Regions from separate parts of the Mus musculus genome. Here region 1 is linked to region 2. A link is a loop called in an ENCODE intact Hi-C map of the cell type or tissue named here. Cell type or tissue: left cerebral cortex. All regions are shown on one strand. Links, peaks and the distances in the headings refer to the core of each region. The heading gives the core; the rest is flanking DNA. Region 1 overlaps Htt (huntingtin). Region 2 holds the start of Nop14 (NOP14 nucleolar protein).

Evidence for each region. A loop is a pair of places that touch in the nucleus more often than their neighbours do. Peaks named below come from ENCODE experiments on the same cell type or tissue, not always from the same donor. Only the 100,000 strongest peaks of a DNase experiment are listed, where the experiment ranks them.
Region 1: a loop joins it to region 2, with 2.4 times the contacts of the local background. A loop is called at or near these places in 1 of 42 quality-filtered maps.

The regions. Positions count from the first base shown.
Region 1 is chr5:34,892,275-34,907,830 of GRCm38, reverse strand. It overlaps Htt (huntingtin), which reads right to left. Exons shown (of 67, transcript NM_010414.3): 54 at 13,386-13,486; 55 at 12,338-12,492; 56 at 11,808-11,947; 57 at 10,861-10,943; 58 at 9,172-9,302; 59 at 8,905-9,034; 60 at 7,904-8,059; 61 at 4,432-4,622; 62 at 2,403-2,517; 63 at 2,087-2,300; 64 at 1,627-1,732; 65 at 585-747; 66 at 238-398. Among named protein-coding and RNA genes, the nearest start is that of Msantd1, 16 kb to the left of the region's middle. In left cerebral cortex, for the core only: a CTCF peak has its summit at 4,588; DNase peaks (open chromatin) are centred at 4,656 and 7,557.
Region 2 is chr5:34,650,773-34,666,328 of GRCm38, reverse strand. It overlaps Nop14 (NOP14 nucleolar protein), which reads left to right and starts at 6,181. Exons shown (of 18, transcript NM_029278.2): 1 at 6,181-6,478; 2 at 8,320-8,454; 3 at 9,447-9,588; 4 at 11,760-11,893; 5 at 12,312-12,446; 6 at 13,911-14,033; 7 at 14,448-14,579. The coding sequence starts at 6,284. Grk4 (G protein-coupled receptor kinase 4) reads right to left here and starts at 5,950. Exons shown (of 16, transcript NM_019497.2): 1 at 5,325-5,950. The coding sequence starts at 5,376. It overlaps Gm15522 (predicted gene 15522), which reads right to left. Exons shown (of 2, transcript NR_168516.1): 1 at 15,444-15,556; 2 at 13,853-14,468. In left cerebral cortex, for the core only: CTCF peaks have their summits at 4,253 (motif pointing right) and 5,965 (motif pointing right); DNase peaks (open chromatin) are centred at 2,941 and 6,070; H3K4me3 peaks cover 2,255 bases; H3K27ac peaks cover 1,009 bases.

The sequences.
Region 1 (15,556 bases), core at 4,482-12,481, 240 kb before region 2:
AGACAGGGTTTCTCTGTGTAGCCCTGGCTGTCCTGGAACTCACTCTGTAGACCAGGCTGGCCTGGAACTCAGAAGTCCTCCTGCCTCTGCCTCCCAAGTGCTGGGATTAAAGGCGTGCGCCACCACCACCCACCTGTGAGGTTCTTTAGAGTTTAGGTTTGAAAACATTCAGTGAAACCTGAACTGGATGCTAAGTGAACAAGGAACCTGGCCAAAGTCCCATGGAAGGAAGGATACATCGCAGAAACCCATGGGCTGGTAGATGCGCTAACAAGGAAGCAGGAGAGGCTCCACATGGCCATGGCAACTGGAGTTCTTTGTGTGAAGTTGGACAGGGACAGCATGACCCAGTCCCGGACCATGGATGACTGCCCAGCACTGTGCAGAGTCTGAAAAACCTAGGGACAAGAGAGCCCTGAGCACAGGGTCAGACTGTGGGGTGGGGTGAGGGGACTGGGGCCACAGCTGCCACTCATCTTAAAGGATGAGTCTAGCCCTGATGACAGGCCTACGGCAAGTGTGGGATTGGCTCCCCCTTCCTCCTCCTGCTCTGTCCTTACCCCACAAGGCAAGTACACCCTCACCTTGTAAACTACAGTGGCCATGAACTGTGGGTATGGCTGCTGATTGGACAGGAACTCTCCAATGACTTTGTTCATGACATCTTGAGGTGGAAAGAAGTCATCTAGGAACTGAGGCAGGATCCTTGCCACAACCCTGGCTTCACAGGGAAATCCCTTGCGGATCCTGAAATGAGAGGAGCTGATTTGAGCCTCACCCTGGCTCTTGGCCTCTCAACCTTGCCCATAGAGCCATCATGGACTAAGGCTCAGAGGTCCTTGACCCACAGGAATGTTCCAAGTGGGGCTCAGACCACAACTAGGGTATGAGTTTTAAAAGCCAAAGATGATATCCAGGCTGTTCTTTTGCTGCCCTGATTGATCTGGGCACAAGGTGATCTTTCCCACTCTGGGGAGAATAATGCAGTTGTGGGACAGCCTTGTAAAGGAATAGCAGCAAAAGGGTGGGGTGGTGATATTACTGAAGAGACTCTCCACATCAAAATGTACCAAAACTTTTCACTGTTGTATGTCCTAATACCCAGAGTACTACTGTCAATCAGCAACTTTTCTTCCCTTCAAAATTGGACACCCATCTATGCTCCTGTTGATTCTTCTCTCAACATCCAACACTTTACCCTTACCTCAGCAGCATCCTTAAAGACCGCTGACCTATGATTATTCCACTAATGCCACACAACTGTGGTATACAGCTGAGAAGTACACAAGTGACTCAGACCCTTAGCCATGCCTCCTTCCTGTGGATATGGCCTGAGCCCCACCACAGCACTTGGCTATACTCCAGGAGTATCTATTTCCTCAGCAGTGGCCTATGGGATCCACCAGGGCAGTGGTTTGGTTGTACACCTGCATGGGTCCAGTTGTCTCTGAGTCTGGTTTGCAGGTGGTGCTCTGTGAATATGCATGCACTGGAAAAATGGCTGCAAAGATACATTTTAGAGTTCAAGAGAATGAACAAATACACACAGAAGAACTGCTCTGGCTGTGGCTCTAGGGCAGTCAATGACTACTGAGGTTAGAGGTAGAGATTTGCTGCATGTCTTACCTATCAAAGAGAACAGACACTCGCTCCATAGCTACAATCACAGACTCGCTGTCAGGTGTAGCAGGGCTGGGGTCAGAAGCTCTGCCTGGACTGGCTTTTTCCTTTCCTGAAACAAAAACACTAAGTAGGCTATACAGAACAGAAGCCCAAGAGTTTTGAAATCTGCACTCAGTGGCTCAAACAGGACTTTACCAGATAGGCAGAGATCCTTCAAAAACAGGTGATTACAGTCCCTAGCAAGGCAGGACCCAGCCCAACTTTCTTCCAACTCTCAGGGATGCAGTGGCCAGAGGCAGCTCTGATATCAATACTTGGTGATATCATGTGAGCTACTCTCTTGCCTTGAGCCCTAAATTTCTGGAAAGGTGACCAGGATGTCTTAGGGCCACACTAAGACTGCCACACCATGAGGCCTGGCTTGAGTCTTTGGGTGAGTCTATGACCCTTACAACTCACTCACCTGTGTACATGCAGGTGAGCATCAGGCCTAGGGCTGCCATGGCCCTGTGTGGGCTTTGTACATTCACTCTGTCCACACTTAGCTTGACCAAGGACTCTGTGTCTAGCCGAGATAGCTGCTCAGACAGCAGGAGCCGCTCCAGACCCCGGAGGGCACAGTGGTAAATGATGGAGGGGGTGGACTCCTCACTTCCAGACAGCATTACTCCACACATCTAGACAAGAAGAAAGGCTTATTCTTATCTTCCCCAAAAGCACAATGACCCACTGGTACAGTTAATATGGTAACCTGCCTATGTTCAATAGAGCCCTCTCACCTGTATCACAGATGCTGAAAATTCTGGTCCCACATCCAGAGGGTAGTTTTCCATCAGGTAGAAAGCAGTGGCACACATTACCAGCACATGCTGCTGGCTGTGAATGTTCACGCAGCTAAGAATGGGAGACACATAATCATACCCAGTCACATACAGCAGCCCCTGCCTGTCTGCAGAGGGGACAGTTTTAAAGCATTATCCACCCACATCTATTGAGTACAGAGCTCTGGGGTCATGTCAGCTTCTCCAGGCCTTTTCACCTGGATGGCCTAGGGATTACACTCCAGAGCTGCATGGCCTTAGCTTAGCATGCCATCTCCAATTCTGTACCTGTCCATAGACCACTTCACTCTCCCTGAACATTCTTTATGTTCTTAGTCAGGGTTCTTCAGGGTGTCTGTTTGCTCCATGCATTTGCTAACTTGTAACACTCTAACTCATGGGATCTCCAGTTGGTGCCTCTTTGCCCAATGGCAGCAGCAGGGGCCTGGCTGGAATATGAGTTAGACCAATGGCACCATAAACAAAGGAGCCACACTCTATCTCTTCTACCCCCTTTCAGATCTGTTCAAATGACACTGCCACTCCTAGGAACTGGCCACTGTTTTGTACAGGACCCTCTGCCCAAAGCATTGAGCAAGGTCTATGTGATTATCTGATTTGGACTTGTAAGCTCCTCCTACCTGTCTTCAGTCCTCTGTGTCCTCTTCATTCCTTAGCACAGATTATGATTTCACAGAACCTACCCAAATCTGCTCCAGGCCAGGATGTGTGATCACAGGGGCAATGGGTGGCTGCTTGCCCACCCTGTACATAGTAGGTTACTATTCAGCCAAGGACTACAAGGAAGGCTGGCTACAAGCCACTATCTCTGTTCCAGTTCAACTTGCCACTGCCTGTTGGGCCCCCAAAATGCACTTCTGATCATCTGTCAGAATGCCACCTCCTCCCAGTAGCTGTCTGTCAGCCTAAGACTTTACCATCTCCAAATTTACTCTCCACCTCTCAATCTACAATCCCGTCACAGAACACCTGGACTTTTCCTCCAAGACCCGTTGCATCCCTAGCTCGTGCCTCTGAGTGCCTAGCTATGCTCCATCACACCATAACACCTCCTTCTGCTTCTAAGATAGAGCTGTGATGGACCCAACGTATTTTCAAAAGGACCAGCAACATATCCAGGTACAGCTGCATGTGAGCTGTCTTTAGGGGGAGGTGGGAGATCAGAGCAGGGAAAAGGGCCTCACAGGAAACAAGGTGCTGATCATAAACTGAAGAGGAGGCTGAGTCTGGCAGCACGGGATAAGGCTGCTATCCACACAGCAGTGTGCTAAGTGCCAGTGGAGAGCATCTTGCTAGAAAAATCCAAGAAACCATCTGATGTAGATTTGTGTCCTGTGTCTCATAACTACTATTTCCCTGGGTTTCCTGTCTGCTACTTACCAGGACCTGGCATACACTCTGTTACTCTTTTTGGGACAGGATCTCATCTGTAGCCCTGGCTGGTTTCAAGCTTATGTCAATTTTCCTGCCTTTCCTTCCTTCCTTCCTTCCTTCCTTCCTTCCTTCCTTCCTTCCTTCCTTCCTTCCTTCCTTTCCTTCCTTTCCTTCCTTTCCTTCCTTTCCTTCCTTTCCTTCCTTTCCTTCCTTCTTTCTTTCTTTCTTTCTTTCTTTCTTTCTTTCTTTCTTTCTTTCTTTCTTTCTTTCTTTCTTTCTTTTTGGTTTTTCGAGACAGGGTTTTTCTGTATAGCTCTGCTGGCTGTACTGGAACTCACTTTGTAGACCAGGCTGGCCTCAAACTCAGAAATCTGCCTGCCTCTGCCTCCCGAGTGCTGGGATCAAAGGTGTGCGCCACCACCACCTGGCCTGCCTTCGTTTCTTAAATGCTGGATCATAAGCATTTGTTACCATGTCTGTTCTGGCATATACTTTGAAAATCGAATTAGAGACTTTTATTTTCTTTTTTCTTTTTTCTGTTTTTGTTAAGACCACACCAAAGCCTGTAGCCCACCCAACCAGCCCCACTCACTGGGCTATTCCTTTGAGGTTGGACAGCAGATAGTCACTAACAACTGGAATGAGCTGCTTTGCAGTGTCATCCAAGAGGTCACACTCCAACACATAGAGGATGCCGTGCAGGGCTCCGATCTGGCTGGGCAGGTGGCTGCTCCTCAGTGTGCTCTCCAGTAGGCGGCTGACTGGCTCTGCCACAGTTTTGTCCTGGATACAAGCACAGACATGAGCTGTTGGAGGCAGACTGATGGCTGATTGCCAACAGCCTGCTTCCCTGAGGTTGAAAGAGCCTAGCAATAGTTGCGCACATAGCAGAGTCCACAAAATGATTGAAATTCATCCAGGAGATGTTGGTGTACAGTGCCAACCCTATCTAAACACTTCAAGTTGAGAGAGGGTTTACCTTATGAAGAAAATGTGATTTGTGACCACACTTACTTTCTCTTTTGGAGCTGTGGTATGTGCTGGGCAGCGGGTGTTCCTGTAACCTGCTACTTCTAACAACCCTGGATTCTGAGTTCTGCTGGCCCCTGTAGCAACAGCTCATATATGTTGTCTGCTCCTTGTCTACCTACTGGATGATTTGTGATCTGTATGACTATTCAGGAATAGTATTCACACTGGTTTTCTAGGCTTTACCCAGGAACCTTCTCCTTCAGCTGATTTTTGCCTCATGTCTCTTCACTATAATAAACCTTGGTCTGGATCCTCTGTTGGTAGTTGTGAAGCTCCTGACATTAATTTGTGCTAACCTTGACTGACATGGTATCACTTCCACTAGGTTTTCTAAATGTGGGAGTACACACCTTGAAACATGACTCCTTCAGCACTGAAGACTGCTGTTGTGTTCTGCAATCCAAGGGCAGCATTTCATTGTCTGACTGCCCCACCCCCAGGAAAGGCTGGCTAAGGACTCATTTGATCTCATGATGTAAGAGGCCTTCTGGTCATCTAGCCCTCCAGGGGAGTCTGTATCTGATGGTGTCAGGCTAAAGAGGGTTAACAGTCTTTGCCAGTTACTTCCTTCTCATCCCCCTTCCCAGGCTATCCCCATTGAGCTGTGAGTCCTTCCTAAGGACAGTACAACCTAGGGCTCTGGCCACACTCCTGCAAGCATAACATCAGGATACGTTGTTGAAGGCTGCAGATCTAATGACGGGCAAAGAAAAGTGACAATCTGACACATACTGTGAAACACTGTCCTCTGGACATGACATGGTTATGCCATCTAGAAATCAGAGGAGCTGGGATTACCTGTATTCCTACCAGACTCTCTCTCCCAAGCACAGGATTCTAGTGTTCCCTTATCAGATGCTGCACACCATCCTGCCCCCACTGCACCTGGTCTTGGGAAAGGTTAAGTGAAGGAGGAGACTATGACTCTATTTATGTAGCTTTGGGAGTATTATCACCCATGCCGTGGTAGAATTTTTTAGTATGCAGCTGTTTTGGGGTCCCTCAGCTCCAATAAATAAGCCTTCACTCAAGTTCCTATGAGGAAAGCCAGTTAATACAGTGATTCACAAGCTGGGCTTGGATCATCAGTAGCGCATCTGAGGTGAGCGTCCCTTTCCCCTGGAAAAGCAATGCAGCACAGCTTGTAGCAGCACAAAACAGGCTGGAAGCCTCTCAGAAGACACTGCCTTCAAGCAAGCTGCTTGTATACACAGAGCTGGGAACTGGAGCCATTTGCCATTCTGCCTTGGGGTCGTTTCTTAAAAATGACCATTCTTTATTTGCCTGATGCATTTGATTTACATTTTGCCTGAGGAACTTGGGCTTGAGCACAAAACCACAGTTACAAGGAAAGTTAAGCCACTGAAGCCACCCCAAGAAGGAAAATGGACCTCCCACAAGCACACGGTCAGTCCTGACAGCACCCAGAGGACGCCTGCTTTGAAGAGTGTGCTCACATAGGGGGACTAAGTGCTCATTGTTCCTGTTCTCTGGATGGTGCTATGGCCACCCATGCTGTATACCTGTTCTAGCCCCTAGGTTCAGTGACAACAGATCCTCTAGCAGAGCAGTAAGGAGAGGTGGGAGTCATGCTGTGCCATGATCTATGTGTACTGCTGCTCTGTGAGACTGCACAGGGTTACACAGGTATGTAAAAGATGCCATCAGATAATTGTGGCCACAGTGATAATAGCACTGTCTTACTAACAAGAGAGGGCATGGCACATATGACCCATGGGGAATGGTCCCCAGCAGGCTCTTCCACACTACTCCTGCCAGCAGTCCTAACTACATCACACATAGCAGCCACTCACGTGTCTATGAACAAAGAAGTTTCCTTATTAAAATTACTCTTATTTTTATATGTGGTATACATGTATGTGTCCACATGGTAAATATGCATGTGTACTTGTAGAAGCCAGAAGAGGGTGCCGGTTATGAGCTGACAATGTGAGTGCTAAGAATGAACCCAGATATTCTGTAAGAGAACCAAGTGCTCTTAACCACTGAGCCATCTTTCCAATCCCTAAACAGTTTCTTATGTTGTCACAAAATTGGATCCCAGGAAACAGAGATTAAAAACATGATAATTTTCAACATTTAATGATAACATTTTAACATAATTTAAAAACACAATAATAATTTAATAGTAAGTGACAGGACAAAAGAGCCAATATCAACAGTCTAAGGTCTGTCCCCTTTCCTGAGTGTTGATGCCCTCCAATATGCTCCAACAAGAGGCAGAACCCATAGGCGATTACTTTCACGTGTATGTCTGAACCATGTTCTGAGAAGCACCTAAAAATATGTACATATGAAAGACAACCAAGTAGTACTAGCTAAATGCTGATAACTCGGCAGCAAAATAATGGGAAATGCCGATGAGCTGGAGAAGCCAGGAGGTGCACACCAGGCGTCCCAGAGCACCTTGATTTGGGGCTTCCCAGTCTCGAGAATTATAAGCAGTTCCTATCTGTTGTTTATTTACCCTGTCTAAGGTGTTTTGTGACAGCAACACAACTAGACCAAGAAAATCATGATGTTAAGGATCAAGATCTACATTTCTCAAAGTAGAAGTGAAAGGTTACTATGACAACAAGCTCACCAGGGAAGCCTGTGTAGGCTGAGCAGTACAGTGGGAGCTAGACCCCACCAGAGAAATGGAGTGGGGCTGCCAAGTGACAGACTGGCAGAAGTGTGACCCAGTTTCACTCTGTGCTGTCCTAGTGCTACCATACCTTCTGCATTCTGTATTCTGGAGAGGTGCTCACTGTAACAGCATACAGTGAGCCAAGGGAGACAAGTACTCCAGCCATGCTCACCACATCCCAGTCTCTGTGGGAACAGCACCAAAAGGCACCGAAGTCTTTTAGCTGACCAGAGCCATGGTCCACATGTGCCAGGGAGCTTGGCTTGGGACAGGACTCTGAACTATGCAGATGCATGTAGCACATGTGACCAATACAAGGTCCCAAAGCAGTGCAGTCCCAAGCAGCTTCAATGGGGGCGGCCTCTGCACTACCCTCACTCACCATTCCAAGGACAGCAGCTGCCTTACAGGTGGCAGGCACCAGGTACTGAATGAGGATCTCATCTTCTGAAGGGTGCACTCTCCGTAGTTCTGTCAGCGTCAGATACATCATTTCAAACTGGGTACGTTCGGTGAATAAGTCTGACACTACAAGAAGCTGGAGACATGGAGAATCAGAACAAGAATTACACCTGGAGGGATGTTAGAAAGGCAGCCTAAAATGTGAGCCCCTGTGTAAGTTCTGGGAACAGATCCGGGTCCTTCAGAAAAGCAGCTGTTGTCCTCTTAACTACCACTCTCTCCAGCTCCCTCTATCACTTTCAGACCAAGTCAGTGTCTTAGAGCCTTTCGATCCAGCCCTGACGATATTGAAAGATGTCACTGACGACCCTTTGTTTGGGACTGTCGGGAAGTGTGGAGTAGTGAAGTATAATGAGACTACTCCTTCTCTGACACTGCTCTTCTGAACCAGTGCTTCTTGGAGAGTATTGGCTTAGAAGGATAAGGCACACAGTTGTTTGTTACTACTCTGGAAGAGAGAGACACGCTGGGTCTCTGGAAGGCACACCACTCACTGCTGTTACATTTCAGAGTATTTACCTGATCTGGATCTGAAAAAAAAATATCTGTCTCGCCACCAACTTCACACATTCTGTCCCTCCATACCTGGGAGGCCTGCAGGAGTCCTTTACAGGTTCTGAGACATTAGAGATGAGGTGTGTATGTGTCTATGTGTGCGTATCTGTGTGTGCTTGTTTATTTGTATATATTTGTGTGTGTATGTGTCTGTGTATCTATTTGGTGAATGCATGGCACATGTGTGTATTTATGTATATGGTATCTGGTGCATATAGGTGAAGTTTGTGTAATGTGTCTGTCGCTTGTATTTAGTACACGTGTGTGCATATGTGCCTGTGCATGATTGTGTGTGTGTGTATGCACACGTTCAAGTGTGTGTGTATGGTGTACAGATGCCTCTGGGTGAGGGGAAAGCAAACTTACAGATCGAACCACTTCACTGATCAGGATGACGGGGGTCCTTCTGGCTGCACTGGATGGCAGGATCCATCGGCTGTACAATTCAAGCAGAAACTGCGAACAGGAGTGAATATCAACCCCGGCACGGTGTTTTCTGCAGAGTGTGAAACATGGATATTTTCCCCATACAGAAATGAGAGGTTAGCCTCAAGAGGACCCCAAATAAGTGACTGAGAAGAAATCTCAAATTTCTTATTAAAAAAAAAAAAAAAAAAAAAAGAGCCAGTAAACCTGGAATTGACTGGAGACACAGGTGGTGACGTTGGTGCAGGGACATCACTTTCTTCCTCTTCTTCCTCATCCCATTCCTCCTCTCTCAGGGGTGTGATGTTATTTCCCAGCCACACGGAGTGTATGGACACCTGTCATAGAAGCAGGCACCAGAGATAAGGACATAGGTAAAGGCCTCAGGTTCTTCTTGGGTAGGTACAATCAGGTCTTCCTGGTCTGAGCACATATGGCCACAGTAATGATTCACTCAGACCCAAATGTTACTATCAGTGGAACCCCTGGGTAGTAAGGTAAATGTTCTAAACTGTTGGCAGGTGATGAGTAAGATGCCTGGGGCTCCTGGGCACATGATCATATTCTAGGTTCCATGTCCCTGTTGTCACATTGTCCCTTATGGCTGTGTTGAACTCATCTGTCTGTTTCCTTCAGTACTTGAGGCCAGCTCCAATGTCTGACCTCAGGTTCAAAGCCTGAATGAGTGTCTGGAGAGGGTATGAAGTAAAAGCAACACCAAAGAGTGACACTAAGTGCTTCTAAGTGACAGCTGACCACACCCTGGAGAGAATGCCCATACATGGATTTTATACACCTGGTCCCACTCATTTGTGTTTTCCAATTATAAAACCTGATTTTCTGGGCTGCTTGGTTACAGAAATTTCTCCAAGGATGCAGAAGGAGATGCGTTTGTTTTAGGAAGGTATAAGGAGCAGCCAAGAGCCCCAAGCTCCTAAATGTAGTTGCAGATGAAGTGGTCTTTGCATTCTCAGGATGAACAGTGACTTCCGTTTTGATTGCTCCTCTACAAATCCTCCTGCATTTTTCCTTATGATCTCAGATCTCAGCTTCAGTGAAGACAAGCTGTGAGCTGTGACTCCAGGTGCCAGTGTTCTCCATGCCCAGCCCCTTCTACCATCTCTTTCCCCAAAATGGAGTGGCAGCGCAGCCCGGCAGTTTTTTTTAATAGCTGGCAGGTATCCCAGGCAAGGCAGGGCTAAATCTATACTTTGGCCCCACACAGTCCTACTACATTCAGGTTGCAGACATTGGAGCTGGCCTCAAGTACTGAAGGAAACAGACAGATGAGTTCAACACAGCCATAAGGGACAATGTGACAACAGGGACATGGAACCTAGAATATGATCATGTGCCCAGGAGCCCCAGGCATCTTACTCATCACCTCATCTTCAGAAACACTGCATCAAAAGCACATCACATTCTAACCATCACTGTGACTTATCTTAGGGTGGAAGTTTCTCTGTAAAGGTAGGAAGGCACAGAAGAGTTTGTCTAGAAAGGCAGCAGGTACCACATCTCCCTGACCCTACAGTCAGTAGCTGTCAGCTATCCCTACTGTTCTGAATGAAGTGAACTGTCCAACTGCCAGCTGCCTGCTGAGCTGGATACTTAGCTACCCTCTCAGCTAGCAGCCAGGAAACTTTCAGTAGTGCATCTGCCTGACAGCACTCAGCTGACTCCATTCTCTCCTCCCTGACCTTTCATGCTTCTTGTTTCTCTCCTGTCTCACAAGTTTTATAAACATCTGTATGCTTATATGTAAAATATATTAAAATCTAGAATAAAGTACATAAAAACTTTTCTCTGAATGTGGTATGTGGCTCAAGCTCAAAGTGGTTATAATTCCAGCCTACAGTCCTTATAGAAGGGTGTGGATTGGTAAAACTGACCTACCTGGCCCAGCTTGTAGCTCATGTTGCCTGGCTCCCGCTCTGGGTTGATCTGCAGCAGCAGCTTGTCATGGCTGATAAGAGCACCTGCCAAACATCAGCACAGCACTGCATGAGACCCTGCTCCTGCCTGGACAGATATTTGCCCAATGAGACTGCTCCCCACAGGCAGGATACTCCAGCTATGCAGAGGCTGTAGGTCTTGGAATACTGTCCGTTTGCAGCCTGTTGAGCTGTCAGGCCCAGTGGGCAAACTAGACTATCTCTTCTTCGATGGCTGCCTCAAGTTAACTCCATTGGATCTCACACTGCCCACCCTCCCCCAAGGTACTCTACTGTCCTCCCCACAGCTGTACTCTGAGCTGCCATGCCATCTATCCACACCTCTCTCAAGACGTTCCAGAGCAAGTATGCCATTTCTCACCCATGCTACCTGCACAGAAAGAAGCTCCTCACGGTCTAAGTCCCATGAGTATTTAAAGTCTCAGTGCTCTGTTTACTTCAAAGCTGCCAAAACCGTTTTGGGATAAATGACACATTGCATTTCCATACACAAACTTTCCCAAATAAAGTCTTCAAGGTACTTAAATTTACAACAACAAACAATTCCTAAAACAATTTAGTAATTATGAGATGGAAGCAGTTTGTACAACAATAACATAGTGGGGACAGCAAAGGGAAGGGAAGATGGGCAAAGGGAATGGTAAGGAGGTTTTGGGGGTGGCTCATTCAATATACATTATGTGCTTGTATGAAAATGTCCTTATGAAATACAAAACTTTGTACAATTAACATACACAATGGAAAGAAAGTGCTTTTCATTTAAGTGAGGTGATACACCCTGATGCTCATGGTGGTCTAGACGAAGCATGAGACTTGTGAATGGGGGCAATACACTCAGCACAAAGCCTCCTTGTTAAGCCACACTATTGTTCTAGCTTCTTCCTGTACCTGTAGTAGCTGGTAACAGAGAAGGGACAGGATCCCACGCCTGGTGAGAATGGTGAGTGGCAGTATTCTCTCTCTGGGAAACCATCTCTTGGATTTCTTGTTCTACAATCCCTCTGATCATGCTCAGCTTTCTTCCAAATCTAAAATTCAGAACCAAGGAAAAAACATGTTTGCTTCCTTCAAACATCAGAGAAGTGAAAGCCACCAGGAATTATCTTTCACTTGCCTGAAGCAGCTGGTTTAACAAAAAACAAACCCTTCAGTAGGTGCTCATTCTTGACCCACAAGTCTGAGCCAGAACACCCAGTGAAGTCCATAACATATCAGACTAAATTCTCAGTTGTCACCATTGACAAAAATCCCTTTTGTATCTGTATCTCAGGGCAAGGCCACAGACGAAAAAATTAACAGTACTGAAAGAACCAGTAAGAATTAATTGTTACATCAATTCTTATTACAAAGGAGAGGGCTAGGGGAAGTGGGCTACCTCACCATCCTCTGCACTGGCCCACATAAGAACGCAGGCAAACCTGGTATCGAGAGCCTTCAGTGGCTTGTTCCGGGGCTGTTGCTCCAAGCAGCTTACAGCTGGATTGCCAGCCACAGGCACGGTCATTGCACTGAGCACTAGAGAGGTGATGGCCTGCACAGCCAGGACATGGATCTGGGTTCTTTCTGTGTCTTCCTAGAGAAACAGTCCACACATTGACAACATGATAAGAAGATACCAACTACTCATCCTGCCTCTAATTCACACAGTGCCCATAGGCCACATGGCCTCATACAGGAATATCAGATCACTTAAGAGCTATGGCTTCCCACAGCCAGGGTCTTAAGTCCAAGTTTGCTCAGCACTGGTTATACCTACCTACATACCTGAGACTTGGAGTATCCAAATGTTTGGCATAGAACTCCAAATAGAAATTTACCTTGGAGAAAATTGTTCTTAAATTCTATCATCATTTTAGAACACTGCCTATGGCAGCCTGGCAGTTACAGATGAGTTTGAAGATAATACTGATGGCCTGTGATCTATATAGATTTACCTTCTTCTCTGTCATTTCCACAGTTTACTACATATTTCTTAGAATCAAGGGCTTATATCCCAGTACTTTAACATTCAGAACCTCCTTCATTTTACAAATATATGGCGGTTATTCATGTCATATTAATACTAACAAAGCAATTAAGCTAACAAAGCAAAACCTATAAGTTAGTTAAAACAAACAAACAAACAACAACAGCAATAAAACCCAACCAAACAAGTACATGTGCATGGCCTAGATTCATTGTCTTTTTTGTTTTAGCTCAATGACATTCTTTCAGATCATGGTAAGTAAGTAAAACATAACAGTACTGAAGAACCAGTTCATTGATCATCAGAGTGGAATGTATGTAGTGAAAGACACAACCTAGCTACTGGAAGCCTCAGTCTCCAAGCCTCTCAGGGCATTTGTCTTTACTCTGCACCATCAGTTGGTACATGATCAGCCTGTTTTTCTGTTTCAAAACACAGAGTCACCAGCTTTCACAGCTATAGGATTCCAGTTAGCCACCCCCTAGTTATGGAAGTCTCACCTCTGGTGGGCTCTCTTCCTGTTCCATCACCAGGGGCTGAGTCACCAGGACACCAAGGAGGGTGGCCCAAGTTTCTTCGAACTGGGTACGATTGGTCCACCCTGGGAATCAATCATTACATTAGTTTCCTGACTCGCCAAACCCATGAGGAGACACTGACGATGTAATCCCATCAGTGCTGCTCCTAGGACACCACCTTCAGAGCAATCCTACAGCATGAGGGCTGCCATTCTCTCCATCTATCATAAAGGATATAGCAGCACATGGAGACCAGTTATGCTATCAAGGCCAAGAGGCACAGGCCAGATTGCCCTTCAATCCCCCACTGTATAGGACAGTGACAGGCTGTCTACAAAGGCATTAATCACCTAGGCTAGTCCTGCCCACGAAGCATTTTAAAAGTCTCACCTTAAGTGAGACCTCAGAGCAGACCACAGAACCATAGAGATAATAATTCTGTCTCTATAAAACCAGTGAGATTAAACAGACTGCCAGCGAGATGCCTGACAATCTGAGTCCAATTCTCAATTCAGGGACCACATGGAAGGAGGAGGGAACCAATTCCTGTCAGCTGTCCTCTGCCCTCCATGTGCATGCTGCACTATGAGATGTTCACGTGGGTCCTGCCTCCACAAAGTAAGTAAATGCAAACAGTGAAAGCCACCCCGGAGACAGACTTTAAAAAAAAAAAAAAAAAAAAAGCATGGTATCAGGCTAGGACCACTCTAGCAGTCTAGGAGGCCAATCAGAGAAAGTTCAATAAATAGCTGCACTTGATGTTCCCACCAAGACCCAAAAATATCTACAGCACTCCTTGTAAGGCCAGAATGCAGTAAAGAGGAGCAGAAAAGTAGAGCATCAAGTGCTAGGACCTCCTGGAACATGGGGTATAACTCAGATTCAAGTGAATACTGACACCAGGAGACAGACCCAACTGATAACTGCCCAGGGAAGGCATAAGTGGGCAGGAGCAAAGGCAATGTGCTGGCTAGTTATGTCAACTTGACACAAGCTAGAATCATCTAGGAAGAGGAACTCTCAGTTGAAAAGCTACCCCCAAATATTGGCCTATAAGTAAGTTTGAAGGGAGTTTTCTTAATTAGTGATCAATGTGGTAGGGCCCAGCCTATATTGGTAGAACCACCTCTGGGGTGACAGTCCTGAGTGCTTTGAGAAAGCGGGCTGAGCAAGCCTTGGTGAGCAAGCTGGTAAGTGGCGCTCCTCTATGGCCTCTGCTCCTGTTTCTGCCTCTAGGTTCCTGTCCTGTGTTCCTGCCCTGGCTTCCTTCAGTGATATACTTATAAGCTATAAAGAGAAATAAACCTTTTCTTCCTCAAGTTGCTTTTGGTCATGGTGTTTATCATAGCGACAGAAAAGCAACTAAGATTGGAAGTAAAATGTCCTTCATGGGAGGTGCCGGATTCCTTCTCAGGAGTTACTGCGCACAGTGATGAAGTAGAGGTAGGTTGCTGAGATCCGAATAAGAAAACTTGAAGAATCCCTAGGGCCTAACTTGGACCAGGCAGTGGGTCTGGTGACCAGACTCTTAGGAAATACCCCAGAAGGGAAAGGCTATGAGGACTATAACCACAAAACCAAGTCAGATTGGTGTCCATAGGCTCATACATTTACATCCTTGGTAACTAGGTGATATACTATTTGTGAAGGATTAGGAGGTATGGCCTTGCTGGAGGAGGTTTGTCACTGTGACTGGGCCTTGAGGTTTGAAAAGCCCACACCAGGCCCTGTCTCTCTATCTCTATCTCCCTCTCTCTGCCTGCTGCCTGTGGATTAGGATGTAAAGCTCTCAGCTACTGCTCCGGCACCATGACTGTCTGCTTTCGCCATGATGATAATGAATTAACTTTCTGAAACTATAAGTAAGCCACCAACTAAATGTTTTCCTTCATAAGAGTTGCCTTGGTCATGGTGTCTCTTCACAGAACAGTGATTAAGACACATCCTCAGGCAGGTGGTGGTGGCGCACGCCTTTAATCCCAGCACTTGGGAGGCAGAGGAAAGTGGATTTCTGAGTTCAAGGCCAGCCTGGTCTACAGAGTGAGTTCCAGGACAGCCAGGGCTACACAGAGAACCCTGTCTTGAAAAACAAAAAAACCCAAAAAACAAAAAACAAACAAAAACAAAAGACACACCCTCATCCAGAAAATGGG
Region 2 (15,556 bases), core at 2,685-10,684:
GACTAGGTAGTATTTAAGGAAACCTCCCTATAAGGAGGATCACATGCACACAGACTTGAAGAACATGGGGTAAGAACCCCTAGAAGACTGGGGAAGAGGGCTATGCTGGTTAGTGTTTGACACAAACTGTAGTCATCTGAGAGAAAGGAACTTCAATTTAAAAAATGCCTCCATAAGGTCAACCTGTAGGCAAGCCTGTAGGACATTTTCTTAATTAGTAATTGATGGAGGAGGGCCTACCCATTGTGGGTGGGGCCACCCCTGGTCATGGTGTTTCATCATAGCAATAGTAATCCTAACTAGAACAGAAGTTGATACTAGGATAGTGTGGTATCGCTGTGACGACCTGACCTCACCTGTTTTGGTGAGGATTGGGGAAGGAACTTGGGACTTTGGGCTAGAAATGCCATTGAGTGTTAAAGAGTTCCATGAGCTGTTCTTTTTTTTTTTTTTTTTAAGATTCATTTATTTTATGTATATGAGTACACTGTAGCTGTCTTCAGACACACCAGAAGAAGGCATCAGATCCCATTACAGATGGTTGTGAGCCACCATGTGGTTGCTGGGAATTGAACTCAGGACCTCTGGGAGAGCAATCAGTGTGCTTCACCACTGAGCCATCTCTCCAGCCCCCCACCCCCACCCCCATGAGCTGTTCTACAGGAGCTTGAAAGATAAGAATGTTAAGAGGAGTAAAGACTATGGAGGCCCGGCTTATCAAGTTTTGGAGGGAAATTTATAAAGTAAAGATTCTAGCAGACCATGTGAAGAATCTATGGTGGCTGGGTCAGCTGAAGCTGAAGAATCACTGTAATTAACAAGAGACCCGAATCACTAACGTAAAACCTTTGCTTTGCTGGGACAGTGGATGTTGGTCAGCTGGGGCTAAAGAATCAGCTATAATTAAGAGAACAGTACCACTGAGGTGAGGTCTTATGAGAAGTGTTTCACCAGGGTCAGCACAGACAAGCTGTGTTCCAGAAGTGGCAGCTGAACTTGGTAGTGTAAGGCTCACCTGGGTAGTACTGGTTTTGATGGTGTGGAGTGGCCACAGAGAACGGGTGAGGCTTAGTGTGGCAGGGCTGGAATCCTTGAAGAAGGCCCAAGAGAGGCTATTGGTGGAAGTGCAGCCCAGTTGCAGCAAGAGCCCCCAGCACTTTTGGAGATTCCATGGGATGGCCAGCAAGAACACCAGCAGCAGCAGAGTAGAGCCAGCCAGAACCCCAAAGACAGTCTGCAGAGCACAAGGCCAGAAACTTATCCAAACCCTTTGGAGAAGCCCAGGAAATCATGAGTGGATCCCACACACTACACTTGGAATTGCCTATGCAGTTAAAATTTGGTTTTGCTTTGATTTATTCTGTCATGCCCTGGTTCTTCCCTTTTGAAGTAAAGTATTTAACTTATTTTTTATTTTATAGGAGCCCACAACTGATAGACATTATATTTTAAAAGTCTTTAGAAGTTTAAGAGACTAAATATTTTTTTGTTTGAACTTTTTTTTAACGATTTATTTATTATTATTATTATATCTAAGTACACTGTAGCTGTCTTCAGATGCACCAGAAGAGGGCGTCAAATCTCATTACGGATGGTTGTGAGCCACCATGTGGTTGCTGGGATTTGAACTCAGGACCTTAGGAAGAGCAGTCGGTGCTCTTAACCACTGAGCCATCTCTCCAGCTCCATGTTTGAACTTTTAAAGGTTGTAGGACATTTTAAGTTTGTAAAATGTTTCATATTGTGATATCTTTATTAATGTGAGATCTTGGGAATGAAGAAAAGAAAAATGGTTGCTTAACAGTGATTTTGTTGTGCCAGGCAGTGGCTCAAAAGCCTTTAATCCCAGTACTCAGAAGCAGGTGAAGCTCTGAGTTCAAGGCCAGCCTGATCTACAGAGTAAATTTCAGAATAGCTAAGGCTACATAAAGAAACCCTACCCCGAAGCCCCTCTTTCCTCCCCTCATAAAAGGAAGCAGACTGAGTAGGCCACAAGGAACCAGTACACAGCACTCCTCATGGCTCTGCATCAGATTCTATGTCAGTTTCCTGCCCTGTTTGAGTTCCTCCACTGACTTCTCTCAGTGATAGATTGCCTGGAAGTGTAAACTGAAATAAATCCTTTCCTCTCCAAGTTGCTTTGGTCATAATGTCTCATCTCAGCACTAGTAACCCTAAGTCAGACACAGGCACTCATGATGAAAGCAAAAGGGGGAAAAGAGCTAACCTGCAATGTTTTTAAAGGATCTGTTAAAACTAAAACTTTCCTTAAGTCAGAGAAATTAAATCTTTAATCTCAAACATTGCAAGACAAAATTCTACTGTCACCCAATAGCGTCGTAACATAGCTTTAACTGTCAACTAAGACTCAGAAAACTGGGAGGAAGAAGTCTACATTTCCTTGAGCTCTGGTGAACTGTCTGCAATGCAGTGGCTTGAAAAACTGTGAGATATATCAAATGTAGCTCTGCTCCAACAGACGAGGCTGGTATAGGCCCAAGGGCTTTTAGTCATCTTGTGCTCCTCACATACTCTACTGTAAACCTTGAGACTAGAAGCTCTGAATTCAACAGCCCACTGCCCAGAGCACCTTATGTTAACATGTTAAAAACACTCATTACTTTCCCTCACAAATTCAGCCTTAAAAAATAAATAAACATTTAATAAGCACACTTGCCAGTGTTTTAGCAGCAGCCACATTCCTAATGTCCAAAGGCCCCACCACACAGACTAGAGCCATCATCCAGCATAGATAGCATTGGTCTGACTTTCATAGGTATGCCCAAGGAGGACAAAGTTGCCACTGAGTGTAAGTCCACTGCTTGTTCTGGTGTTCATGGACAGGTAACCTTCTCTGGGATCTCAGGCCTCTGGCTTCCAGAAAGATTGCTACTGTGGAATTTAAATAGGCTTACTCATCTAGCTAGATGCCAAGCCCATGAATAGGGCTCAGCATTCCTTGCCTCCTTTTATAGGGCATGTGTTTCCCACATCTCTGAAATACCTCAATCTATTTCCTAAACAAGTGAGGGAACAAGTTTAGATAGCAGGCTTTGCTTGTCTCTCCCCGCATCCCCGTTTCTCTATGGTGCTGGGGATTTAATCAGAGCCTTACACAGGTTAGTCAAATGTTCTACCTCTGATACACCCAACTTCTAGTTTTTAATTTCTATCCCTGCCACTCAAGCTAAGATCAGTCAGTGAAGGGCTGAGAACCAAGCCCTCGAATTTGTTCTTTGACTTCTCACACGCGCGTGTGCGTGTTACCCATTTGTCTTTGTTTCCCACGGCTGAGATTATAAACACCATGCCCTGGCTTTTTGCATGAATCCTGGTGATTGAACCCAGGTTTTTGTGGGGTTTAAAATTATCTACATCATTATAATAAAACCTAATGCAATATTCCCTGTTCTCAGACACTGTAACCAGATATGAAGGTAGAAAGAAGAGAAAAACCTAAAATTGATTAGATTTTATTTCCATTAAGAAATCCATTCAAGGGGCTGGTGAGATGGCTCAGTGGGTAAGAGCACCCGACTGCTCTTCCGAAGGTCCGGAGTTCAAATCCCAGCAACCACATGGTGGCTCACAACCACTCGTAATGAGATCTGACTCCCTCTTCTGGAGTGTCTGAAGACAGCTACAGTGTACTTACATATAATAAAAATAAATAAATCTTAAAAAAAAAAAAAGAAATCCCTTCAAGGGAATGGAGAGGTGGCTCAGCAGTTAAGAGCACTCACTGCTCTACCGAAGGTCCCGAATTCAAATCCCAGCAACCACATGGTGGCTCACAACCATCCGTAACGAAATCTAATGCCCTCTTTTGGAGTATCTGTGGACAGCTACAGTGTACTTACATATAATAAATAAAAACTTTAAAAAAATACTGTTTTGAATAGAAAAAGTAAGAATGAGTGGGAAGAGAACCAGGTCTTGGTTTTCTCTTAAGGCAGTTAGGAAAGACTCAGAAGTATGCACTTGCTTCTCTTTCAGTAGAACATTCGACTGTTCATGTTGTTTCTCACTCCAAATTCCAATTAGTCCTTGAAGGGGATTTAAAAAAAATATTTATTTTATGTATATGAGTACACTAGGTGTACAGATGGTTGTGAGCCATCATGTGGTTGTTGGAAATTGAACCCCCTCGATCTGGCCAGAAGATTTATTGATTTATTTATTATTCTACGTTAAGTACACTGTAACTGTCTTCAGGCACACCAGAAGAGGGCGTCAGATCTCATTACGGATGGTTGAGCAGTCAGCACTCTTAACCACTGAGCCATCTTGCCAGCCCCTCAAAACAGTATTATTTTGAATAATAGTATTAATTCAAAAATACTGACAGAGTAATGTCTTTTCTTTCATTTGTTTGTTTCTTTGATGATAGCTCTAGTCTCCATAGTTCTACTATAGTAGAACTCATAGTCTACTCCATAGTTCGCAGACTATGGAGCCTAGACTGCCATTGCACAGAGGATCTTCCTGCTTCAAGCCTCCTCTCTCTGCTCCTTGCTCACAGGGGTTTCAAAGCCCTTAGTTTGGTATTCAATTCTGGACACCACTCACTATAAGAAATTTCTGACAATGTTTCTTGTTAGGGCTTCCCATATTGAAAATAGTTATATTGTCCAATTAAGATTCTTCTTCCTGAAAATCACTTGGAACGTAAATGGACTTGTGGGGTTTTTTGTTTGTTTGGTTGGTTGGTTGGTTTTTCGAGACAATGTTTCTCTGTGTCGCCCTGGTTGTCCTGGAACTCACTTTGTAGACCAGGCTGGATTCCAACTCAGAAATCCACCTGCCTCTGCCTCCCGAGTGCTGGGATTAAAGGCGTGTGCCACCATGCGCCACCACTGCCCGGCTAAAATCAATTTTTAAAAGGAACAAAAAGAAAAATCAAAAACATCTGTTACTCACTGGTTTTTCTCAAAGAATATACTTCACATTCTGTGAGGTGAACACACTGAAGCTTCTTAATAGCGTCTACTTCCCATGGAACCTTTGCCTGGGTAATCCTAGAAAGTGTGCAATGCATAACTTTCCATACTCTGTCTTTCAGATTAGCAGCGCTGAGAGTGAGATGGAACTCAATCAGCCCCTTGTGCCTGTTAGGCTAGCGCTACTGTTTCAAAACAACAAAAGTTAGCCCAGGATCACTGACTGACACCCGCTAAGCTGCAGCTCCAATCCAGAATTGGTTCCAGTAGAATCAAAACTCCCTTATTAGACAATAAGGTACCAAGGAATCAGGATTCTCTCCAAGGTTAAAGTTCCTAGGAGGCGCTACCTTCGGGGAGACGGGGAGCCCGGGGTGCACCCACCTAGACGGGCCTTCAGCAACAGATTGTTGGCCACGAAGTTCTCGAGTTCCATGATCGCTGTCCTGCGCCGTCGCTGCCGCGGTTTCCGACGTCGAACTTTTCGGAGTCGAGGCAATGGAGACGGGGAAGGCTGCGGGGAAGGAGATCCTAAACCCGCGGCAGAAGCCTCGGGGCATCCCTTGTCCTTTGAGGAACGCGGCTTCTGGACGGTGGCCCTCCGCGACAGCGACCGTCTCTGTCGCTTCTTCCTCCGCCTCCTCCGGGGTCGCCACAACTGCCAACAGGAGCGCTGCCGTCGTCGCCGTCGCTGTCGCCGTCGCGGTCGCCGCGGAGATGGGACACGGGTAGGCTCGCTACGGGTTCCAGCTCTGTTGCTGTCCCGGCAAGGGGCTTCCGCTATCGGCGCCGGCGCGCGGTAGCTCGAGCTCCTCTCAGCATCATCGCCCAGGCCCAGGGCGCGTAACTCTCTCCTCAGCGCCGGGTCCTGGGCAGCACTCAACCTTCGCCGCGCCCTACCCTACCGAGGAGCTTACAAACTCGAGAGCGGTCTCCAGCGGCGACGGCGACAGCTCCAGCAGCGGCAGCCGCAGCCGCCAGTTAACTCGCAAGACAGCTGGGCCCCGGCTAACGGTTTTCCTCCAGAGGGAGCCCGAGAGCTCCCCTCGGGGCGGCGTCTGAGGATACTGTGGCGGCTCTCGGGACACTACAGATCCCATAAGGCCCAGCGCCAGGAAGTCGAGGAAGTGTGGCCTCCTGGGAGTTGTAGTCTTTAATCCAGTAAACTGTAGTGCCTGTTTAGTGTCATCCAGGACTTGTGTACTTCTCGCGAAATACGGGAAGCTGACGCACTCATCGCGAGACGAAGCTGGGCGTGGTTTTACATCAGCATCCTATGCACGAGTTTCTTGAACTGCTTGGTCTGTACGCACTGTCGTCCAAAGTGTGGCGGAGTGAATGTCATGGGGAAAGCCAAGCGGACTGGGGCGCGGAGGCAGGTCCACAAAGCGCCCGCAGGGGCGTCCGGAGGCCCGGCGAAAACTAACCCAAACCCATTTGAAGTGAAAGTCAACCGGCAGAAGTTCCAGATCCTTGGCAGGAAGACGCGCCACGATGTGGGCCTGCCCGGGGTGTCCCGCGCTCGTGCCATCAGGAAGGTGAGGGGATAGGCTCTACCCAGGTTCTGCGTACTATGCCCAGTGGCTAGTGAAAGCCATTTGGGGAGAAAAAGATTTATTTGGCTTACACTTATATATTTCCATCATTGAGGAAATTAGAGGCAGGAGCTGATGTAGAAGTCATGAGGGGTGCTGCTTACTGGCTTGCTCTCTATAGCTTGCTTAGCCTGCTTTCTTAAAGAACCTAGGACCGCTGCTAGCACATAGGTGGGCCCTCCGCGGTCAATCACTAATTAGTAAAATGCTCTTTGGGCTTGCTTGCAGCCCGGTCTTATGAAAGTATTTTTTTCCAATTGAAATTCCCTTCTTTCTGATGACTATACTTTGTGTCAAGTTTGCCTTAAACTAGCCAGCAAAACGATCAGGACTGAGGCATAACACTGCCTCTCCTTTGCTTGATATCGAATGCGCTTCCTCTGGAAACCCTTCCTCCTTGGGATCTTCCAGGTATACATTCTTCTTGACTCTTCTTGGAGCTTTTAGGGCCTAAGAGTCAATCTCTTCTGAGCTCTGAGCTGCCCTGTACCACTGCTCTGTATGCTTTGACCATGACAGTATTCGTCCCGTGGATAGGGTTTACAGAGTATGCTCTTTGAATGTTTGGAAATTGTCCTTCCTCTGAATTTCATGAGCTTGTCCCTTGGGAAGTCACTGGAATAGTACCTTTTGGGGATAACCTCATAGCTTCCATCCTTGTTCTTATGGCCCCATCTCAAGAGTATATTGTACCTTCCTTTCAAAACCAGTTCAACAAATGGCATTCTCTATGTAACTGCTGACGTTCGTTTGACTTTAAAAAATAAAAGTTTGTGAGTGCCGTTTGTGCTGTGGCTTTAATCTCTGGGGAATCGGAGACAGGTGGATCTCTGAGTTTAAGGGCTTTATGGTGAGACTCAAAACTTCCAGTTGAGTCTCAAAAAATAAATAAAAGAAATGAGTAAGTAAAAGGCAATTCATGGTTACTTTGAGAAAATTAATAGGTTAGACTTATTGGTAATGTTTGTAAAGGGGATAAGTAAGACCTAGCCTTTGCCCTTCACAGCTACAAATCTGTACTTTGTTACAAAGGATCCAGTTTACATGAGATCTTTAGATTGAAGGAAATTTCTTTTTTAAAAAAACTTAATTACTAATTTTATTTTAAATTTAATTTAAATTTTATTTTTAATACATTTATATTATAAATAATAAATAAATAAATAATAACCTCACCACTATGGTATTTGATCACATCTGGGTCTGTCCTTAAAGGGAATCGCATTGTAACTTTGTAAGGAAATTTCTTTTTCTTTTTGCTCTTTCGAGACAGTGTTTCTCTGTGTAGCCCTGGCTGTCTTGGGAACTCACTCTGTAGACCAGGCTGACTTGGAACTCAGAAATCCGCCTGCCTCTGCCTCCCAAGTGCTGGGATCAAAGGTGTGCGCCACCACTGCCCAGCAGGAAATTTCTTTTGAATTGGGTAAAATATCCATACTGCAAGGAGCTGACACTGTCCTGTGTATGTCCTGTATGTGGTTCAATGCATGCATTATAAAAAATACAAATGACTGTCTAATAATTCACCAGTATAAACTATAGGCCAAGGATGGCAGAGAGGACATTTGAAAATAGAATAATGTGGCATCTAACAGAACCACATCAGCTGTTTCTAATTAAGCCTTGAGTTTCATGCAGTATACCTGCCACATGTACTGGTTATTAGCATTAAATAAAGTGGCAAACTGTATTCTTCTCAACTTTACAACCCCTTCTGGTGGCCACCTCAGTGAAGATTATAGAGATTTTATGTGAGAATCATTGATGTGTGATGTGTTTTCCAGAGAACCCAAACTTTACTAAAGGAGTACAAAGAAAGGAACAAGTCCAATGTGTTCGCAGACAAACGCTTTGGGGAGTATAATAGCAACATAAGCCCAGAGGAAAAGATGATGAAGAGATTTGCTCTGGAGCAACAGGTATGGAAAAAGAATGGCAGGGACGTCTTTGCTCTAAACTTTACACAAGGCCCGCCATGGTGAAGGGTGCTTCTCCTTGTTCACCTCTGAGTGGTTTGCCTGCCATGTACAGGGGATATGTCTCAAGGGGTGTGTCCCATCTGCGAAGACAAAGGGGAAGGTACTTTGAAGAGTCGAAGAGTTACTAGTAGATAAATACCTTTACGAGAGCAAATAGCAAATAGTAACGTGTCAGAGTCGGCTGAGGTCCTGCCTTCAGCTTTGTTGGTTGGAGGAGTGAGTAGGGAACCATTGCCAAGGGGGAGACTGAGTAGGAGCTTAGCTTAGCCGAGTTGACTTAGATAAGAATTTTCTCCATCCCATAATCAGCTTCCAAATGCTGACATCATTGCATACACTAGCAAGATTTTGCTGAAAGGACCCAGATATAGCTCTCTCTTGTGAGACTATGCCGGGGCCTAGCAAACACAGAAGTGGATGATCACAGTCAGCTATTGGATGGGTCACACGGCCCCCAATGCAGGAGCTAGAGAAAGTACCCAAGGAGCTAAAGGGAACTGCAACCCTATAGGTGGAACAACAATATGAACTAACCAGTACCCCGGAGCTCTTGTCTCTAGCTGCATATGTATCAAAAGATGGCCTAGTCGGCCATCACTGCAAAGAGAGGCCCATTGGACTTGCAAACTTTATATGCCCCAGTACAGGGGAACTCCAGGGCCAAAAAGGGGGAGTGGGTGGGTAGGGGATTGGGGGGGGTGGGTATGGGGGACCTTTGGGATAGCATTGAAAATGTAAACGAGGAAAATACCTAATTAAAAAAAAATTTTCTCAACAAGTTCTGCATGTATTTCAATCATCTTTCAAATGATCCAGAATAATTTTCATACTGATCATGTACGGTCATATCTCTCATATAGTGGAAAATAACTAATTTTCTAGGAAATAAACACAATAATTTTAAGTAACTGACGTTAACCCTTTTTGTCAAGCGATATCATGAGAAAAAGAACATCTACAACCTAAATGAAGATGAAGAATTGACTCATTATGGCCAGTCCTTGGCTGACATTGAAAAGCATAATGACATTGTGGACAGTGACAGTGATACTGAAGACCGGGGGGCATTGTCAGGTAAGTCAGAAGCCTGGTAGCTTGGAGCAAGGGACAGTGTGTTTCTTGTTGGACTTTCTCCTGGAAATGATATTTTAACCTCTTGATGAACTGCATAGGTCAGGGTTTTTGCTTTTGTTCTTTGTTTTGTATGTTTGTCTCAGCTGTAGGTTGGTATGTGTGACCAATGCCTTTTGGGACTGATAAAGCACTGTTCATTCCTACCACAATAGCCAGTTTTATCTCTAAGCACAGAGTTAGAGCTGCGCAAAAACCCACCTCATTGACTTAGCAAGAGCTCTTCTGCATTGCCTAGCTCCCTAAACGTTCATAAATTCTGCCCTAGTAGATGTAGCTATGGCATTCGTGTTGGACTGTTAGATCGGCTTTGTGCAGGAACTGGTATTTAGCCTGTGCCTGTAGGTAACAACACGAAGCAGAGTGAATGTTAACCTTACTTAACTAATATACCACTATATCAAATAAACCAAATTTACCAGGAGATTCAGGAGTCATTCATTCATTCGTTAATAGTTTATGTGACAGTTAGTCTTAGTTCTGGAGAAATGTGAGAGAACAAAATACCAAATACTTAACCTTGGCAGTTGATGTCAGATGTCAGACTCAGATGGTAAACAGTTAGATCACTAAATTCTCTTGTCTGTGAGATATGCAGTGGGCGATATGTCCTAGGAAAGGGCTGAGAATGCCATCAGGTAGACACTGCCAGGCTCACTGAGAAGGCGTTTGAACAAATACTATCAGCTTAGGAGCCAGGAGGCTTCCCGTGGGAGAAACAGTAAATGTGGAGGGTCTGGAGTGGGAACTGCTAGAAGGCTGGTGGCTCACGGTAAGTCCACAGCAGAGCCATGTGGGCAAGGGGGACCACTGAGACATTTATGTCAGGACATTCCATTGTCTGATGGGACGTCCTAACAGGATTTACTAGTAATTAGATTTGAATGAGGGAGAACGGGGAATGGGGTGACTGTGAATGTGTTGGCCTAATCCACAGAGAAGATTGGATTGCCATTTGCTGAAATGAGGAAAACTTTTACGTAGATTTAGAGGAGTCTGTGGAGAGACATCCAAGGTCAGCTGGAGAGATAGGAACCAGAGGCCACCAAATAAGCAGGAACATGCAGGAAAAATGGCACGGGTTGGGGAGGTACTCAGTGAGTGTGAGTGCAAGCCAGTGAGTGTGAGTGCAAGCCTGGTCATCCCTAGCACTCATATAAGGAAAGGCCAGCTGTGGGGCCAGCAGGACCGCTCAGTGAGAACACTGGGCATGCGCCTCAAGCCTGGTAACAGGAGATCAGACAACTCCACAGAGTTCTCCTCTGACCTCCACATGTGTGCTGTGACATGTAATCCTGCTCCCCACTCCAGTCACACACACACTAATAATTACAATTTTTTAAAAACATCAACACGGAAAAATCTCAGCATGGTGCTGTGGGGACAGAGGCAGGAGGATCCCTGGGGCTGGTAGGGCTTGAGTTCAGGTTCAATGAGAGAGCCTGTACCTAGGCTATAGGAGGAAATACAGTAGAGCAAGACACCCAGTGTCCGCGGGTCCCCATACAAACGTCATCAGAACAGAAAGAGAAGAGCTGAAGCCCGAAGAGTCGGAGAAGGCAGAGAGAGAATCTGTTGAGGATGTCCTGGGCATGTTGGCTGGAGGCCAAGTAGAGCCCTTTCTGCAGAGAGTGGGGGATGGAGAAGGCTAGGAGCTGGCTTGTAGGTTAGTGAGACCTCGCAGGGGAGCCAGGGAAATGCCAGAAGACAGGGAGATAAAAATGAAGCAGACGACGCTGGAAGCTTTACTGTGAGACCAAAAGTAGAAAAAAGGGGGGTGGGCGTGAAGTTGAGCTTTGTCTTAACATTGGAGGCAATAAAGACATGATGTAATCAAGTCAGAGAAACTGATGGGGCCAGGGCTGCTTTTGCCGTGGCCTGAGAACCTGAGTTTGATTCCCCAAAACCCACATAAAGGTAGAGTGAGAGGACTGACACTCCACAGTTGTCCCCTGACATCTACTTGATTGCCATGACACACAGTGCCCACACTCATATCACGTATAAAAAGGTTTTTAAAACTGCCCTTGGAGAAGCGTTGACAGAGTTCTACCCAAAGGTGGCTGCAGAGTTAGAGCTCAGGTTTCACAGTATCTTCTTCTGTCTGTTTCCAGCTGAACTGACTGCTTCCCACTTTGGTGGTGGGGTCCACAAGAACAGCTCTCAGAAGGAGGGCGAGGATGGAGACAAGCCAAAGACACGGAAGGAACTGATTGAGGAGCTCATTGCAAAGTCAAAGCAAGAGAAGGTGGGCTGCTTACCATTCTGATGTGCACAGCACCAAAATGGGGCAGACTTCCTTCCCATGGACATTTCTCAGCTGTATTTCATTTCTATCTGAACTTAATATAGGACCATTCATTTTGAAAAGGAATATTCTAGATCTCCATTAAGCTTACACCTCTGATGTTGATGTTGGCTTTAGTGTTTGGGAAACAGTATGTCTTATTAAACTAGCAGTGTACTACTCAGAATTTGGATGTGTAGTAGCAGGAAGCTATTTCTGTTTGACTCAGACTTACACTTGCTTCTGGTCCTTTAGTTCATGTCGACGCGTTTCATATGAGGTGGGTCATTGTGTGTGTCCTTGGCCTTGATTCCAGGCCGCTCGTGAAAGTCTAATAATGATGGTGTGTGATTTTGTATTTGCTGGATTTTCTTCCCAGAGGGAAAGACAGGCTCAGCGAGAAGATGCCCTTGAGCTCACAGAGAAGCTGGACCAAGACTGGAAAGAAATACAGATTCTCATGTCACGAAAACCTAAGAAGTCAGAAGACAAAGAGAAAAAGGAAAAACCCCAGGTGGGCAGCACCCTTCGCCTCACAAGAGGTTACAGTGACAGTGAGCTTATTATCTGTTGACTTCGACACTGTAACATCTTTGGCTCTTAACTGCTCAGGGGGCTTTCAGTGTGTGTGCCAACTCGGGTCCATGGAGCCATTTTGCTGACCTTACAAATGCTTCCTCTTTGTTTTGTTTTGTCTTGATTCGATTTGATTTGATTTGAGACAGAGTTTCTCCATGTAGCCTTGGCTGGCCTAGAACTCTGTGTAGACCAGGCCTGCCTCAGTTTCACAGAAGTCTGCCTACTTCTTTCTCCTGCCAAGAATAAAGGGCTGTGGTGCTGTGCCCAACTTTCAGTTAGCTTATCTCATGTTTGTTACAGGGTAGAAGTGACCAAAAGTTACCTTTTTCTCTACCTTAAGTGAATTACAGTGTTTCTCAGGTGAGAAGTACTGTAGGGCAGAAACAAGGGAAAGCTAAACTTCCGTACGGTCCTGACATTCATGTGTGGTCTGTTTAATGCTTGCTTTCTCTTCCTCTGACAGTGACGCTTTTTACAATCTCCAGATCTGTTGAAAAATGGTACATTTGTTTAGTAGCAAGATTCTACTGAGGAAATAGGATTTTACTAGATTATATCACGGCGTGGCCGTGTGTGTGTCTCTCTGAGTCAGCCATAGCATTGCTGGGACTCGTGTAGGTTCCTGTGTTTTAAGCTTAGTACTCAGATGAGTGGTGTTTATCTTTGTTACACCAGTACATTTGTTAGTTTGGGTGGGGTTTGGCTTGCTTTTTTTTTTTTTTTTTTTTTGAGATAGGTTTCACCAAGAGTGACCTTGGCCTCCTGCTACCATCTCCCACATGCTGGGATCCCAGGCATGCTGCTATGCCCAGTAGGTGATATGTTTTAAGAATAGTTTTTGCCTCCCAAGTGCTGGGTTTAAGATGTATGCCACCACAATTTGAGGCCAGTCTGCTCTACAGATCGAGTTCCAGGGCAGCCAGAACTACACACAGAAACCCTGGCTCAAAAATAATATAACATAAATATGTATATATTATATATAACACATAAGTTATATATGAGTCTATAAAATAATTTTTATGAGCAGAAATGTCCATTTAACCCACATGTCTACCTGCTTTTCAGTTTTTAGAGCTAATTACAACAGCATCGATTTATTTGTTTATTTAGGTGGGGGATTGATATGCTTGTGAGTAATTGTGCAGGCCAGGGGTGGCAGCATCTTCTGGATGTGAATCTGTGGACATAGGACAGGGGCCAGGGACGCTGGTCCTCTGCAAGAACAGCAAACACTTGCAATTGTTGAGCCATTCACTAGCCCCAGGAACAGTTGTCTATGCAGAAGAAAAGACTTAGGCCTGGTTTGTCCCGTTCTTTATATACGACGTCCAGTCACTAATGGAATGGTCTTTACTTTTTGTAAACAATTCTGAAAAACATCTTATTTTCCCCTTAGCCCGATGAATATGACATGATGGTTCGTGAGCTTGGCTTTGAAATGAAGGCTCAGCCCTCTAACAGGATGAAAACAGAAGAGGAACTAGCAAAGGAGGAGCAAGAGAGGCTCAAGAAGCTGGAGGTACGGGTGACTTGTAACTGAGTGCTTGGCCCAGCCTGACACCCAAGAGGCTCAGCTCCCTCTCAAGGCCTGAGTGCAGCAGGCTTGTCCTTTCTAAGCTTTTCTGCTCTATCTTGGAAGGCGGGCTGAATTGTGCTGTGTTTACATTTCACATTGGTACAGACATAAGTGTCTTTTCATTCGTGAGGTGATCATATGAAGTAAAATACACAGTATATGAGGCCTTTCTTTGTACCAGCCTCCCACAAACAACCGCTGGCACTGGATTGAGTCCGTGCCTGTGCGCTTAGGGCCTTGGTTTCTTGTGTTGAAGCAGATACTGTGCAGCTGACTGCCACAGGCCTCTTCAGTACCTCAGTGTCTGCAGAGATTTGACGAACGCAGCTGGTGACTTCTCTTTCCTTACTGCCTTAGGCTGAAAGACTTCGAAGAATGCTTGGAAAAGATGAACATGAAAATAAAAAGAAACCAAAACATACATCAGCAGATGATTTAAATGATGGCTTTATACTGGATAAAGACGATAGGCGCTTGCTTTCTTACAAGGTAAGGTGTCCCCTGCCTCCTTTAAAAACCACATTTTCTAGTGTTCATTCAGGGGTTCACTATAGCTGGAATACTGAAACCTTATAAACAATTTTTGTCATGTTTCATTGTATATTTGCTACACTGCCATCTTCCACATCTATGAGACCCCTTAGAACTTGCAGTTTCTCCAGGCCAGGTGCTTCTGCTCCACTTTTCTTCTTCCTCTTCCTCCTCTTCCTCCTCCTCCTCCTCCTCCTCCTCCTCTGCCACCCTTCCCCAAACCTCCTTTTCTCTCTTTCCGATCCATCTCATCTTCCCTCTCTCTGCCCAATCTTCAACTCTCCTTTATTTTACAAATTCAGGTGGAAAGCAGGTTTACAGGGAATCACCTGAGTACTGACTCAGTCCTTGTTCACAACCACTCACAGGAGAACAGAATTTACATCAAATATAATTAGCCCCAGGGCTATCCACAACACAAAAATACCCAAAAAGAAAAAAAGAAAAAAAAAAGCCATTTACATGAGCAGGTCCAGCCCCAAGGCACTGTTATCTCCTCTGTTCCCTACCCCCCAAGCCCTCACAAGATACCATCAGCATTTCACTTTCATAAGCTCTGTGACAAAACCCAAATTTTCCCCAGCATCCCAGCTCAGGGTTCTCTGGGAGGCTGCAATAGTCTCTACTAGAAGTTTAAGGGATTGTGCCACCTTTAGCTGAGCCCTGGCAAACTCCTTATTGATGGGAATCCATCAAGAGAAAGTGACCATGTGACTTGGGCAGGAAGTCCAGGGGAGGGGGAAGGCCCAGGCATGTATGTTCCTTAATAATCCCCATGAACGGGGACTACACTATGCTAACTCCTCCTGAGAGCAGGCCTACCTGACTGAAAGACCTTCTCTAGGCCTCATCTCCTAGTGCCCCTGTCCCCTCTCACAGTTCCACAGAGGACCAAGCTTCAAATGCAGAAACACTTGGGGAACTAACGGAAGCAC